Regions from separate parts of the Homo sapiens genome. Here all the other regions are linked to region 1. Evidence: chromatin contacts called from ENCODE Hi-C or POLR2A ChIA-PET data. All regions are on one chromosome and are shown on one strand. The core of a region is the stretch at or near the end of the contact, and the rest is flanking DNA. Distances in the headings are between cores, read along the strand shown.

Region 1 (4,939 bases), core at 826-3,325:
TCCACACCTCTCAGTCCACATTTTAGTCTCTGAATAGTAATAATAATTAACACACATAGATCTTACTATGAGCTAGGCACTGCTCTAAGTCCTTTACATATTTTAACTCATTTAATTCTGTTTTCCTTTTTCTTTTTTTTGAGATGGAGTCTTGCTCTTGTCACCCAACCTGGAGTTCAATGGCATGATCTCGGCTCTCTGCAACCTCCACCTCCTGGGTTCAAGTGATTCTCCTGCCTCAACCTCCGAGAATAACTGAGATTACAGGTGCCTGCCACCAGGCCCAGCTAAGTTTTGTATTTTTAGTAGAGATGGGGTTTCACCATTTGGCCAGGCTGGTCTCGAACTCCTGACCTCAGGTGATCCGCCTGCCTCAGCCTCCCAAAGTTCTGGGATTACAGGCATGAGCCACCATGCCTGGCCTAATTCTTACAGTAACTCTGTGAGGTGGGAACTATTATTATCCTTCTCCCTCCCCCAACCCTCGTTTTTGTTTTTAGGGATGGAGTCTTGCTCTGTTGCCCAAGCTGGAGTGGAATGGCATGATCCTAGCTCACTGTGGCCTTGAACTCCTGTGCTTGAGCAATCCTCCCACCTCAGCCTCCCACTATAGGTGGGAGTCCCAGCTACTTGGACATATTATCCCCTTTTATGGTGTTGAAAAATGAGGCACAGCCGGGCGCGGTGGCTCAAGCCTGTAATCCCAGCACTTTGGGAGGCCGAGAAGGGCGGATCACGAGGTCAGGAGATCGAGACTAACACGGTGAAACCCCGTCTCTACTAAAAATACAAAAATTAGCTGGGCGTGGTGGTACACGCCTGTAGTCCCAGCTACTCGGGAGGCTGAGGCAGGAGAATCGCTTGAACCCGGGAGGCAGAGGTTGCAGTGAGCCGAGATTCCGGCACCGCACTCCAGCCTGGTGACAGAGCGAGACTCCGTCTCAAATAAATAAATAAATAAATAAAAGAAAAATGAAAATCAAACCATTAGAAAAGGCTGGAGACTAAGAATTGAACCCAGGCAATCTGTTTCCAGAGGCTGTGCTGGGATCGTGAAGGGGCTGTGATTAGATATCAGGAATGTCTAGCTGGCATCTACAGACTCTGCTGTCAGATGGCCTGGCTTCTTATCCTGTCAGTTTTAAGTCTCTCTGCTTCAGTTTCCTCATCTCTAAAATAGAACACCAGATCCTATCTTACCTTCTAGGTATCATGCTTAAAACAAAAGCCTTCTTTCTGCACTGTGGGTCCGAAGCCTGTTCACAGACCAGCCTAGCAGGGAGTAGGAAGGGTCAAGGGGTCTCTGACACTTCTGGAAGGAAATAAAGACACACTAAGCAATTGTCAGAGCAACCCTCAGTTCATCTGGAGACCAGACCTCGGAAGCTAGGTCTTTATAATGTTGAGATTGCCAGGGGGGAATTAGGAGATCCTTAAATGCAGAAGACAGGTTCAATCTTGGCGTGGTCTCAACACTTAGCTTCCATTTCAGGCCTTACACAGCTGGCACGAGAGGTAAAGTCTCATCGAATGTCAGGGTTGGAAGGGCGCCTAGAGACAGTCAAACTAGTGGATGGGGAAACTGAGGTACAGAGAAGCTGAGTGACTTACCCGAGGTCACTAAGCGTTTAGGGGGAGTCAGTTGGGGTAGCCTGGCTACAACCTCTACGCGAGTTACTTCCCTGAGGCTTCCAAATCTCGGCCTCTTACTTGGAAGGAGGAAAGGGCCTCACCGTCCAGGGCTCTAGCTGCCTCATGCCCCACGTGGGTGCTGCGGGATCCCGGAACACCCCGGCTCCAGACCGGGTTCGACTTGCGCGTGCGCACACGCGGCCAGCCCCTTGCCTTTTCCTCTCTCTTTTTCGTTCCCCTCTCCTCTCCTTACCGGCCTAGGGGAGGGGGGAAACAAGGGGAGCTAGAAGTTGGCCTCAGCCAATGGGCGGACGGGCCGCGGGCCCGGCCCCCTCCTTCCCTCCGGCGCGGCCCAATAGAAATTTACTACAATGTTGTGGCGAACTGAGGGGGAGGGGCGCGGGCCGGCGGGCGGGCTGCGGGCCGGGCTGGCCTCGCCTCGCAGAGGGAAGGCGGGAGGGCGCGCGCCAGGGTCGCTCGCTCGCTCCCTCCCTCCGCTGGTGCGTTTAGTCAGTCAGCCAGCAGCAGCCGGCGGGCCCGCGAGCCGCAGAGGGCCCGAGCCTCGGACGCCGGCGCCTCCTCCTGCCATTGTTCGTCGGGCTGCAGCAGTGGCGGGCGCAGGAGCCCGGCCCCGGAGCCACCGGTGAGGCGAGGCGGCGGCGGCGGCGCGGGAGCCGGGGCGGTGGGCGTGGAGCTGTCCCCGTGGGGACGGTCCTGGCGGCCGCGGCGGCGCTGCAGCCTCTTTGTCTGCAACCCCCGACAGGCCCCGGGCCGGGGCGCGGGCTCTCCCGCGGAGGAGCCTCGTGTGCACGCCGAGTCGCCAGCCGGGACGCGGCCCGAGGAGCGAGGGGCGGGCCAGAGCCGCTGAGGAAAGGGGAAGGGGTTGCGTCGCGGGAGTGTTGGAAAGTTAGGCTTGAGATGTATTTTTGACGGTCCCCTCGGGTGCGTCAATCACGGTGCGGTGTGCAGGAGCCTCGGGAGGAAACCAAATGCGGAGAATCGCAGGTTTCAGACGGTGAAGGTGTTGCGTGCAGCCGCGGAGCGATTTCTTCCTGGCGAGGGAGCTGGGCTGTCTGCAGAAGTCAGGCGGAATCTGAGGACTGCAGGGAGCCCTGGCAAGACTTCGCAGGCCTTCCCGCCACCGACGCCTGCATCATTGAAAAACATGTTCCCCCTTAGTCTTCTGGGTTCCCAGCGAGCAGAGGGTTAAATCTATTCTCTCAGCGTCGTGACCTCCTTTTTCAGTTCGCGCATCTGTCGGCTTGGAAATCTTCCTCCGTGCTCGCTGGGCTGCTGTACCTGTGGAGAGGCCGGGTCTGGGCTCGCCCTCCGAGATTGACCAGCAGGCCATTATTCCTGGGGAGGTTTTGCCAAAACAGGTCATGCTCCCCAAGAACAGGCATTCTCTTGAGAAAAAGTGATCTCACGTGAAACAGATTGCTGATGGACTGGTTTCTGGCCACATGATAGCGACTGTCATCCTGTTGTTTCTTTAACTGTACCCTGTACCCTGCCATAAATGACTAGTCTGTGGAGACTTGTTTTTTGGCATGTAGTTGTTCATTAGGAGATAGTTTTTTCTTTTTCCTTTTTTTTTTTCAGATGCTTTTTTTTTTTTTTTTTTTTGTAGTCTGGGTGATTTCACAGCTGCTATTTTCTTCCCTTCTGTTTTTAGGGAAAATTGCAAGAAATGGTTGTGTCTTGTGTCTTGGATATTATTATAGTGGATTTATACTCTCTTGAGGATGTACTGTAGTCAATGCTGTTGCTCATTGTTGTTTTCTGTATTCTCAGTCCTGGCAAAAATTTTAGTTGGTTTGATCCCTTTAATCAAAAGCAGGATATATAGCCCGTATATGTTTCTTCCCGTCCCAGTTTTGTTAATGTAGCACTAACCCCTACTTTTTATGGAAACTTGATGTACTCTTCATTTTCCTTTTCTGTAAATTGAAAGTGTAATCAGTTCTTCGCCAGTTGTAAAATTTTTGGTTTGGGGTGTTATTAATATAATCCATGTAGCGTACATGCTATCTGGCGTACAGTAAGCACTCAATAAATGGCAGATTCAAAAATAGATGTAATAACTGAACACCAGATTGCCTTAGAATCAAAGTAGTTAATTCAGTGTGCTTTCTATAAGAAGCTTATAATTAAGGTAAATATAGATATTATTCATACACCTGGGGAAACAAGTACAGTATATCTTTGGCACTATTAAAAGTGAACTATGTCGGGCACGGTGGCTCACGCCTGTAATCCCAGCACTTTGGGAGGCCAAGGCGGGTGGATCACTTGAGGTCAGGAGTTCGAGACTAGCCTGGCCAGCATGGTGAAACCCCATCTGTACTAAAAATGCAAAAAAGTAGCTGGGTGTGGTGGCATGTGCCTGTAATCCCACCTACTCAGTAGGTGGAGGCAGGAGAATCGCTTGAACCTAGGAGGCGGAGGTTGCAGTGAGCCGAGATTGCACCACTGCACTTCAACCTGGGCAACAGAGCAAAACTGTCTCAAAAAAAGGTGAACTCATTGTTGAACATAAGTTCAGAATGCCAACCTTCTGATTCCTCTGTCTTCTACCAACAAAACTATACATTTTTCCTTGTATGTTTGAATTCAGGCTTAGAAATAAATGTTTTTAATCTGTAGGTTTTACCAAAATTCTCCCAACAATTTTTTTTTTTTTTAAACAGGGTCTCATTCTGTCACCCAGGCTGGAGTGCAGTGGCATGATCACGGCTCACTGCAGCCTTAAACTCCTGGGCTCAAGTGATCCTCCTGCCTCAGCCTCCCTAGTAGCTGGGACTATAGGCGTGTGCCCCCATGCTTGGCTAATGTCTTTTTATTTTTTGTAGAGACAGTCTCACTATGTTGCCTAGGGTGGTCTTGAATTCCTGGACTCAAGAGATCCTCCTCCCTGGGCCTCCCAAAGTGCTGGGATTACAGATGTGAGCCACCTCACCCGGCCTCTCCCAACATTTATTAAGTGTTTTATACCAAATGTCTTGTAAGTTCTTATGCAATATGGCTACAATCTACCTTTCCACCTTTATTCTCCTTATTTTTTGTATTGTGCAACCAAATAGAACTACTCTGTAATAACCCTTGCTTTGCCATCTCTCTCTCTGTGTGTGTGTGTGTGTGTATGTGTGTGTGTGTATTTATTTATTTATTTTGAGATGGAGTCTTACTCTGTCACACAGGCTGGAGTGCAGTGGCATGATCTCAGCTCACTGCAACCTCCACCTCCTGGATTTAAGCAATTCTCCTGGCTCAGGCTCCCAAGTAGCTGGGATTACAGGCGCTTGCC
Region 2 (4,939 bases), core at 1,104-3,603, 210 kb after region 1:
CTGGGGCGAGCTGGCATTGGCGGCCCGGGACCCTGGGGCCCCGGCCCGGTGCGGCCAGTAGCCGGCCACTGCAATGCCCATACCCACCAGTACCACGAGCGCCCCCAGCGCCGCGAACGCCCCCGACGGCGAGCGCAGCCGCAGCCGCGCCCGCACCCGCAGAGGCTCGGGCGGGGAGCGCGGGCGCCGGCGGCGGCCCAGGCGGCGGCCCAAGCGAGAGACGCGGCCCTCGGGGCTCCTCCGCACCTCCCCGCATTCTTCGGGGCTCCCGGCCGTCATCTCGCCGTCGTCTGGGCGCTCTGCGGAGAGAAGATGGGAGGCAAGGACTGGACCGACGGGCCTCTAGCTTCAGGGCGCCAGGTTCGGGGCGCAAATCCGGGAGGGAAGCTCCGGCCGCCCAGCCCAGGCCGCTTGGAGATCCCTGGCGGCCACCCCCGGATTTTCCCGGGCGGCGAGGCGGGGAGCCGCCCGCGCTCGGGTTTTCCGCAGCGGAGCTCCGAGCCAGGCACGCGCGGCAGAAGCCGGAGTTGGCCCGGCCAGCGGGCGGAGAGGAGGGAGGGGGGCGCAGGCTGTTCCCTGGCGCATCCCGGGCTGCAAATCTGCCGCCTGCGTCCGGTCCGCAAGCCCGCGGGTCTTGGGCCTCGGGAAACGTGCGGCCCCCAGCTGCCGCGTCTCCAGGGTAAGTACCTCCCGGGCTCGACCCCACCCCCGCACGTGGCTGCACCGTAGCAAATGGGGCGGGGGCGCTCGGGCCTCCCAGGTCCGCAGGGGTCGCTCGCCGGGCCCCACCTCCCCCCTACTGTGCTTTACATACCGCAGCGCGGGAGGAGGGGGCGTCACCGGCTCCAGCCTCTCCCTGCCCGCCCCCTCCTTCCAGACCTCCTCCGCCCGCAGCGAAGCTGCAGCAGGAGCGACTTGAGCTAGACACCGGGAAGACCGCTCGGATCAAGACCAGCCAGGCAGAGGAGGAGAGGCGGCGCCGACTTCGCCCAAGATTTCCATCAAGTCCACGCATGAGAGGCCTCTCCCTCCCCCAGCGGTCGTGCTGGGGCCACGGCAGCAGGCGGGGGTGCCGGTGCCGGGCGCTGGGCCCCGCCGGACGGATGCCCTCCCGGCTCCCCCGTCGGCCCGGGCAAGGCTGTTCCCAGGTTGCGACGTTTCCAATTCGGGCTCCTCCGGATGAATCATCCCCCTTTCCCGCCGCCTGGCCTCCTTTCCCGCCTCCTCCGCCCGAGGCCTCCGTGGCCCGTGGCCCGGTCAGAGCAGCACCGCCCCTGCGCCTCGGGATCCGGGCCGCACAGCTTAAGCCCTCCCGATTGCTGGCCGCGCCCTGCCTGCGGCCTGTGGCCTGGATCCCGGGCCCAGCAGGAGTAGCCGAGCTGCGTGCGGTGTGGCCCCCACGAAAGGGAGGGCGAGGGAGAAGACGCGGCCCCCGCCCAGGCGCCCCAGGCCGCAGGAGAGGAGGCTCAGGGCCTAGCTGTCCAGGGTCGTCCTCACTGCTCGCGTCCGCTTCCTAAAGAACCACCGCGCTGGAGCCCGCAGCCGAAACCTCGGGGAGGCGGCCTTGCTCCCCGACCCACGCCCCATCTGCACCCCAAACCTCAAAGCAGGACACCCATCCCTGCCTCCGACTGGAGCGCTCAAGGCCCGGGCCTAGCAGGGAGCCGCCACTCTCCCGCGTCCAAAGCCTGGTTTCACAGATTGCAACTACGGCCCAGGGAGGCCGGGGAGACTGCCCGACCCCGCACTAGGCGGGGGCTCTGCCAGGTCCGACGCCGGGCTCCGGGGCCCCAGCCCTAGACCCCTCTCAGGACAGCCACGGGAGTATCCAGGAGGAAGCGAGGCCCATCCCCTCCTTGTCCCTGAGTTTGCAGCCCTTTCCCCAGCCCGCAACCGGAGGAGCGATCATCGCTTCAAGCCAGAACTGGCGCTCTCAGCCCCGGCTCCAGCAAGGTCACCCGGAGCCCCGCGCGTCGCTGCCGCGAGGGAAGCGAAAACAAGCAGAGTGGGGACATGGGGACACGCTCAGAGACCCCGAGCCGTGGAGGTAGTGGGCCGACGCTGGGGACACCAGGGAGGCGGAAACTTGGGGACACAGCGCACAGCCCGACAGAAGATGCTGGGGCCGAGTCCCCAGGACTCCAGGGTCCCGCCACCGCCCGCGTCCACACTCCCGCCTGGGGGAACGGGAGGGCCGCGCTCCCGCCCCCAGGGGCCCTGACCGAGGGAGGGAGGGAGGGAGGGAGGGACCAAACGAAAAGTTGGGAAAAGTGGAGTGCGGACCCCTGGACCCCAGCTCGGCTCACCTGGCGCCGCAGCGCCGCGCGGGTCCGGGTCCCAGTCCGCGCGCGGAGGCTCCAGAGCCGCCCGGGTCTCCACGGCCCGGCCCCAGCCCCGCCCCGGCCCCGCCTCCAGCCCCCGGGACCGTCCGACCCGCGCCGGGCCCGGCCCCACCGCCGCTGAAAGGCGGCAGCTCAGGTCAAAGGATCGCAGGTAGGCGCCCTGTGCGCGCCTGGTGACTCCGGGCACCCGTGGCCCGAGTTCTGCCATCCCCACTCTCCCACCCCCAGCTTACATCGGTCGCAAAGGCCCACAAAGGCGACCCCTTCCTACATGGGGAAACTGAGACCCGGGACCCAGGAGCCCCGACACCCGCACGTCCTTCCCCGCTTCCCAGAGCCCCTCATCCCAGGCGCCCGGGGAGCTTCCAGGAGGAGGCGGCCCGAGTCCCTGCTCTGCCCCGGTCCCGCAGCCCTTGCTGTCGCTGAACCTCGCGGACTTCATCTGTGCAATGGGCACCAAGGCTTCAGCCTCGCAAGATGCCGAGAGGCAAGAGCCAGACGCCAAGGGCCAGCCCGGGGCGACTCCGCAAAGCCCTCAGCGAAAGCAGCGCCCGGGGAGGGGCGGGCCTTGTAGCTGAAAGGACCGGACGGGGTGCGGATGTGCCGCCGGGTACTCCTAAGAACAGGCGCCCCTTCGCCAGTGGGGGAGCGGGCTTGTTCCCAATAACGGGGAGGGTGCTGAGAGCTGCGACCCCGCCGGCGAGCCCGAAGGGGGCGGCCCGGCCTTCGCGCCCTCCCGCCCCTGGAGGCAGGAATGCAGAGCGGGGGAGCCAGGGCGGCCGGCGGTCGGCCCAGTTTCCATGATGCGGGGGGCGGGTTCGGGGGAGGCGGCGACCGATTTCCAGGCTCAGCGGTCAGGCCGGGCCCCCCGGGAGGAATTTCCGGCCTAGGATTGATTAAGGCCCGCCCCTCCCCCCGGCCGTGGAGACCCCCGGCGCGCAGCCGGGGGGAGGGGCGCTAATGAGACCCGGCTGCGCGCCGCGGACAGGGAGGGGACCCGAGGAAGGGGCGGGCCAGGGGCCGGGGCCACCCCCCGACGCGGGGCGGAGCCGGGTCCCGGAGCCGCACGGCCAGGCCAGGCCTTGAACCTGAGCTCCCACCCTCTGGGTCGGCGGAGGAGAGTGGGGGTGCATCAGTGCCCCCCGGGACCCCCTCTTCCAGCTCTTAAAAGCCCCCTCGGGGGGTCGGTGAGGTAACGGGCGGACCAGAGGGACCACAGTGGGGAAGACCGAGCCTCGGCTCCCGGGCTTCATCCCTGCGAGGCCGTGTGCGAGATCGAAGCCAGGGCCTCCTTCTTGCCTCCCCAGTCCGACTGGAGGCTCCTGAGGTCTCGGTCCGCTCCACGGAGGCCTCCCTCCAGCATCTTTGCTTGGGACCCCCGCCCCCATCAATCCTCCGCTTCGTCCACTCCCCGCACACTGACCCCACCGCGGTCGCACCTCCGCCTCCCAGCTCTCCCTCCCACCCCTGGGCTCCCTCAATCCCACTCCATGCCTGCCTCTCCCAGCCCACTGCTCTTCCTCCAATAAGCCCGGCTTCTAGTCTGACTCCCTGGGCCCCTCGATCATCCCCTGCCTCCAGCTCTGTGAAGGGCCCTTTGTCCACCCAAGCACGGGGTCAGCCTTGGCCCCTTCCTCTCCCCCTCTCATCCCACTCACAGAGCCTTGGGGGCCCTGCTCTTTTCATCTGGGGCCAGCCACGTTCTCCCTTTCCCATGGCCACTGTCCTGCTCCGGCGTCCAGGCTCCTCCTGGAGCCCATGGTCTCCTGCCTCCCCGTGTCCTAGTGCGCTGCAGACAGGCAGCAAGGGTTTCCACTCTGAATCTGAGCCTGCCACTACCTGCTTAAAACCATCAGTGACTCCCCAAATCGAGTTGGAAATCTCTTCTTGTCTCCACGAACTGGCCCCGGGCCTCTTACACTCCCTCAGGGCTTGGTTGGTCCTTGCTTTCCGGCAGGAACACTTACCCCCTGGTCGTGCCCTTGCCACCTTCTACACATCCTTCAGACCCTGGGCCTTCCCCCAGCCCCCAGACCAGGTCAGTACCCGCTCTCCTGCTCTGTTGTACACCCTCACAACACCAGCAGCTTCCCTGTGCACCTGCAAACTGAACCCACTGGGAGTGGAGTCTGTTTCCTGTCTGTGTCCCCACTGGCCATGACTCTGAGGGGGCAGGACTAGGTCTGTCTTGCTCATCCCTGGAGCCCTGTGCCCAGCACAGTGTCTGCCCACAGCTGGCCATCCCCATTAGAGGAGGGTGTGCAGGCCTGTGTCTCCTTCAGCCCGAATACCTTCCTGATCTCCATGCCAGGTGCCCTGGCCCAGACAGCAGGAGAAAGAAAGGACTCCTCTCTGTCTCAGGCTCCTCATTTGTAAAAAGGGAGAAATAATACCTACCCCACAGTGTTGTTTTGAAGGTTAAATAACAGTTCACCTGTGGCCGGGTGCGGTGGCTCACACTTGTAATCCCAGCACTTTGAGAGGCTGAGGAGGGAGGATCACTGGAGCCTAGGCGTTCAAGACCAGCCTGGGCAACATAGCAAGACCCTGTCTCTACAAAAAAATTTAAAAATTAGCCAGGTACTGTGGCGCATGCC
Region 3 (4,939 bases), core at 1,736-4,235, 140 kb before region 1:
TTGGTTATCTTCTCTTAGTGTGTTCCATTATATAAAACGTTCTGAAATAATTTTAGACTTAGGCAAATGTAGTATGGAGAGTTACCATACTCTTCACTCAGCTTTTCCCAAATGTTAACATCTTGTATAACCATAGTAAAATTATCAAGACTAGCAAATATTGATGCAGTACTATTAACTAATTTGAGTTGTGTGAGTTACACTGTGTCATCTTTTGGGGTTCAGCATCCAATCCAGGATCCCACATTGCATTTAATTGTCTTTAGTCTCTTCTAGCCTGTGACAGTTTTTCAGTTTCCATTTTTTGACACTTTTAGGGAGTACTGGCCAGTTACTTTATACAATGCCCTTCCAGTTGGATTTATCTGATCATTTCTCACTATTAGGTTGAGGTTATTCTTTGACAAGAATGCCACAAAAGCACCGTGCCTTTTTCAGTGCATTGTATCAGGATACATGATTGTCACATGATTTCATACTGGTGATGTTAACTCTGATCACTTGGTTACAGTGTTGCCAGACTTCTCCATTGGAAAGTTATTAATTTCCTCCTTTGTACTTAATATGTAACTTAGGGGATCGGATATACTTGGAAACTTTTTTCTTTTTGGAGACGGTCTTGCACTCTTCCCCAGTCTGGAGTGCAGTGGCACAATCATTCCTCACTGCAGCCTCAACCTTCCGGCCTCAAGCAATCCTCCCGGGTATCTGGGACTGCAGGCATGTGCCTCCGTGCTTGGCTTATTTTATTTTTAAATAGGGATGAAGTCTTGCTGTGTTTGCCAGGCTAGTCTCAAACTATCCTCCTGCCTCAGCCTCCCAAAGCGCTAGGATTACAGGTGTGAGCCAAGGCGCCCAGCTGAAACTATCATTCTTTGACCCACTAACTTTGGGCAGCTATGGATTGTTATTGCATGCAACAAGTGTTCCTGTGCCATTTGCCAAATGTTGCTTCACGATTTCTAGTCCTTCTACATTTATTAATTAGCACTCTATTGTAAGGAGGTGTCCCTTCTCTGTATTTATTCAGTATATCAGTATGGATTCACTTTTGCTCAAATTGTCTCAGCTTTGGCCATTAGGAGCTCCTTAAAATTGGCTCCTTTGTTTTCTTGACATGCTGTCATTATTTTTGGTGGTCTGGCTTTGTGGCTTATGCCTGTAACCCCAGCACTTTGGGAAGTTGAGGTGGGAGGATTCCTTGAACCTGGGAATTTGATACCAGCCTGTGCAACATATTGAGACCTGGTCTCTACAGAAAATAAGCCAGGTGTGGTATGCTCCTGTAGTCCCATCTGCTGGGGAGGCTGAGGTGGGAGGATGACTTGATCAGGGGAGGTTGAGGTTGCAGTGAGCTGCCTAACAGCAAGGCCCTGTCTCAGAAAAATTTTCTGGTGTCTGCCCTTCTGGTACTGTAAGATGTTCCCTGGGAATCTTGTATTTTCCCTGCCCCAATTCCACTTTTTTCCAAGAAATTCTGCTTCCTTTTATTGGAGAATGTTTCAGAATTATCGAGGTGTTTTTTCGTTTTGTTTTGTTTTTTGCTTTTAAGATACAGCGTCTCTTGCCCAGGCTGGAGTGCAGTGGCGCAGTCTCGGCTCACTGCAATCTCTGCCGCCTGGATTCAAGTGATTCTCCTGCCTCAGCCTGCTGAGCAGCTGGGATTACAGGTGCCTGCCACCGTGCCCGGCTAATTTTTGTAGTTTTAGTAGAGACAGGGTTTCACCTTGTTGGCCACGCTGTTCTCAAACTCCTGACCTCGTGGTCCAGCTGCCTTGGCATCCCAAAGTGCTGGGATTACAGGCGTGAGCCACCGTGCCCGGCCCTATTGAACTTTTTTTAAAGGCAATTCTTCAAATTGCAATGGATTATTAAACTGGGACTTATTACCAGGGTAAGTGGAGAATTATTGAGACTAATCAAAACACTTAACCACTTTATTTTGTCCTCACCTTTTAAAAAGCTACATGTGAATGAATCCTCTGGAATTAGAGGGCTTCCACTTGACAGTACTTCAGCTAGGGTATGGCTCAGTGCTCATGGGTTTACATCCTTTCACGATGTCTCTGTTAAGCCTTGTAAATAGAGACCCCAAAACGTTAGAAGTCCTACCTAGAATGTTTGAAGTCCTGGTTCCCACACCTTGGAGCTTTCTCTACCAGTGAGAAAGTAAATGCTCTTGTAATAAAAGTTTTCGGCCGGGGGCAATGGCTCACGCCTGTAATCCCAACACTTTGGGAGGCCAAGGCAGGTGGATCACCTGAGGCCAAGAGTTCGAGACCAGCCTGGCCGATATGGTGAAACCCCGTCTCTACTAATGTCTACTAATAATACAAAAATTAGCCGGGTGTGGTGGTGCACGCCTGTAATCCCAGCTACTCGGGAGGCTGAAGCAGGAGAATTGCTTGAACCCAGGAGGAGGTGGAGGTTGCAGTGAGCCGAGATCATGCCATTGCAGTCCAGCCTGGGCGACAAGAGTGAAACTCCGTCTCAAAACATACTAAAAAAATTAAGTTTTCGTTTTTCATTATGGAGCTAACATTGCACTTGATGTTACCACTTATTTGACTTTTATTTGAAAGTTGACTTGTGGCCTGCGTGTCATGAATGTTTTGAAAATGAGAGTGGAAGTAAAGGTGTCCCTAGGATTCAGATCTGTAAGTCCACTTGCAATCAATTTTTTCTGCTTTAGGAAGCAATGCCACTTTGTCATGAGCATCGCTCATCGCTAGTGGTTTCTGGGCAGCTGGTGCACCTCCTTACTACTGAGAAGCCTTTGGAACTGTGATGTTTAATTACAGCTGCCGGGTTTGCACGTGGGAAGCTGACATGGTGTGGTGAAAGCCAGCGGTCTTCAGCTAGTGGAGGGAATTACAGAAGGTCCCACGCCCTTTAGGGCCCTTGGCTCCGGGTTTCCGGGACAGGCTCTGGAGCTCCGCCTGCGGGGGCCGGGCTTGGCGGCTGGACGGCGCGTGCGCCGTGCCTGCGGATGGAGGAGGGCCACCTTCTGCCCGGCTGTAGCCAGGTTCCCTCCATGCTTCCCCACCCCGTCGCAGCCTGGTTTTTGTACGCCTTCTCTCTGACGGCGGTTGTGCCACCTTGAGCTGCGGCTCAAGATGGTGTCCGCCCTTGCTTCTGCGCCTGTGCGGAAGCGCCCGGCCCTCACCTGCGCAGGTGAGCTGGGTCGTCTGAGAGGGAAATGGGGTTTCACACCACCCTGCTAACCAGGCAAAGATGACATTCGTGTCATGTGTAGCTTATTGCTTTCTTCGGCCTCTTCAATAATGCTCAGACATGAGGCTTGGTAAAGGTTGGAAAGCTGTTAGCCGACCTGCGGGCCGTGGGTTCATGTACTCGAAAAAGTTGAGGTGCCTCTGAAGGGCAGCTCCCCGAGGAAACTCCCAATTTTGCTGCCCTCTCCAGGTGTGCGTGTGAGTGTACTCATCTGTTGTTTCCATGTGTTAGTTAACCTGTATTTTGTGAGCTCCTGTCGCTACTATTGTTGGGCATTGGGGAAAAGAGAAATAAATGAAGATTCTTGTTTTCTCAGCATCCTGTTTAAGGAATATACCATCTTATATTTGGCGAGCTCCATAAGAGCAGAGCTACCCAGAAAACTGCCCCTATCTATATTGGCGTTTTTTCCCTAGCTTTTCTTTATCTCTGGAAACCACAGGAGCCCTTCGCCTCTTCATCGTCCTCCACAGCTCAGCTCTCTCTCATAGGCTGTCTGTGCCATCCTTCAAGAGGTCTGTGATACTGGGCAGGTCAGAGAATTGCTCTGTGCACGCATTTTCTCGTCCGAAAAAGGAAATTGCCTCTGAAGCCACTTGATGGTATGAGTTTTACAGGGATTTAAATTGACGTTACTGGTGCTTTTTTTTTTTTTTTAAATGGAATCTTACTCCATCTCCCAGGCTGGAGTGCTATCTCCCAGGCTGGAGTGCAGTGGCACGATCTTGGCTCACTGCAACCTCTGCCTCCAGGGTTGAAGCGATTCTCCTGCTTCAGCCTCCCAAGTAGCTGGGATTACGGGAGCCCGTCACCATGCCTGGCCAATTGTATTTTCAGTAGAGACGGGGTTTCACCTTGTTGGTAAGGCTGGTCTCTAACTCTTGACCTCAGGTGATCCGGCCACCTCCGCCTCCCAAAATGCTGGGATTACAGGCGTGAGCCACCGCGCCGGGCCCCAGTAGTGCTGTTCTAATTTAAAACAAACAAACAGCTAACACAGTTCAGACAGTTACACATGCAGAATAAAAAGTGTGTACAGGCCGGGCGCAGTCCATCCTGGCTAACACGGTGAAACCCTGTCTCTACTAAAAATACAAAAAATGAGCCGGGCGTGGTGACGCGTGCTTGTAATCCCAGCTACTCGGGAGGCTGAGGGAGGAGAATCACTTGAACCTGGGAGGCGGAGGTTGCAGTGAGCGGAGATCGCACCACTGCACTCCAGCCTGTGCGACAGAGTGAAATTCCGTCTCAAAAAAAAAAAAAAAAAAAAGGACCACTAACGTCAATTTAAATCCCTGTAAAACTCATACCATCAAGTGGCTTCAGAGGCAATTTCCTTTTTTGGATGAGAAAATGCGTGCACAGAGCAATTCTCTGACCTGCCCAATATCACGCAGCTCGTGAAGGATGCCGCAGACAGCCTATGAGAGCAAGATTCCGTCTCAAACAACAACAAAAATCTTGGTATAATATTTGGCTAGGCCGGGCGCAGTGGCTCATGCCTGTAATCCTAGCACTTTGGGAGGCCGAGGCGGGCGGATTATGAGGTCAGGAGATCGAGACCATCCTGGCTAACATGGTGAAACCCCGTCTCTACCAAAAATACAAAAAATTAGCCGGCGTTGTGGCGGGCGCCTGTAGTACCCGCTACTCGGGAGGCTGAGGCAGGAGAATGGAGTGAACCCGGGAGGCGGAGGTTGCAGTG

Evidence for each region. Hi-C counts contacts between places; a loop is a spot of excess contacts on that map. ChIA-PET counts read pairs that join two places held with the same protein, here RNA polymerase II (POLR2A). Pooled maps may share reads with other maps.
Region 2: a loop to region 1 is called in a map of ascending aorta, with 2.1 times the contacts of the local background. The contact joins the promoter of TMEM200B here to the promoter of EPB41 in region 1. A Hi-C loop is called at or near these places in 2 of 168 maps with a recorded cell type or tissue (ascending aorta and sigmoid colon) and 14 of 50 pooled maps. POLR2A ChIA-PET finds 5 or more read pairs at or near these places in 7 of 52 experiments (Caco-2, H1, T-cell and 3 more).
Region 3: a loop to region 1 is called in a pooled map, with 4 times the contacts of the local background. The contact joins the enhancer-like site here to the promoter of EPB41 in region 1. A Hi-C loop is called at or near these places in 1 of 37 single-sample maps with no recorded cell type and 7 of 50 pooled maps. POLR2A ChIA-PET finds 5 or more read pairs at or near these places in 7 of 52 experiments (CD4-positive, alpha-beta T cell, H1, T-cell and 4 more).

Annotation. Positions count from the first base shown.
Region 1 is chr1:28,912,494-28,917,432 of GRCh38, forward strand. EPB41 (erythrocyte membrane protein band 4.1) reads left to right here and starts at 2,076. Exons shown (of 21, transcript NM_001376013.1): 1 at 2,076-2,275. RefSeq lists a silencer at 1,841-2,500 and an enhancer at 2,721-2,880.
Region 2 is chr1:29,121,550-29,126,488 of GRCh38, forward strand. TMEM200B (transmembrane protein 200B) reads right to left here and starts at 2,354. Exons shown (of 2, transcript NM_001003682.4): 1 at 2,307-2,354; 2 at 1-299. The coding sequence starts at 279. RefSeq lists a silencer at 1-88 and enhancers at 1,768-2,627, 2,628-3,487, 3,488-4,347.
Region 3 is chr1:28,772,371-28,777,309 of GRCh38, forward strand. No RefSeq gene overlaps it. Among named protein-coding and RNA genes, the nearest start is that of OPRD1, 37 kb to the right of the region's middle. RefSeq lists an enhancer at 2,787-3,081. Within about 2 kb of position 2,986, at least 22 of the 41 ENCODE cell types and tissues checked have a DNase peak (open chromatin) inside an H3K27ac peak, as active enhancers do; they include CD4-positive, alpha-beta T cell, where a contact is called at or near this core.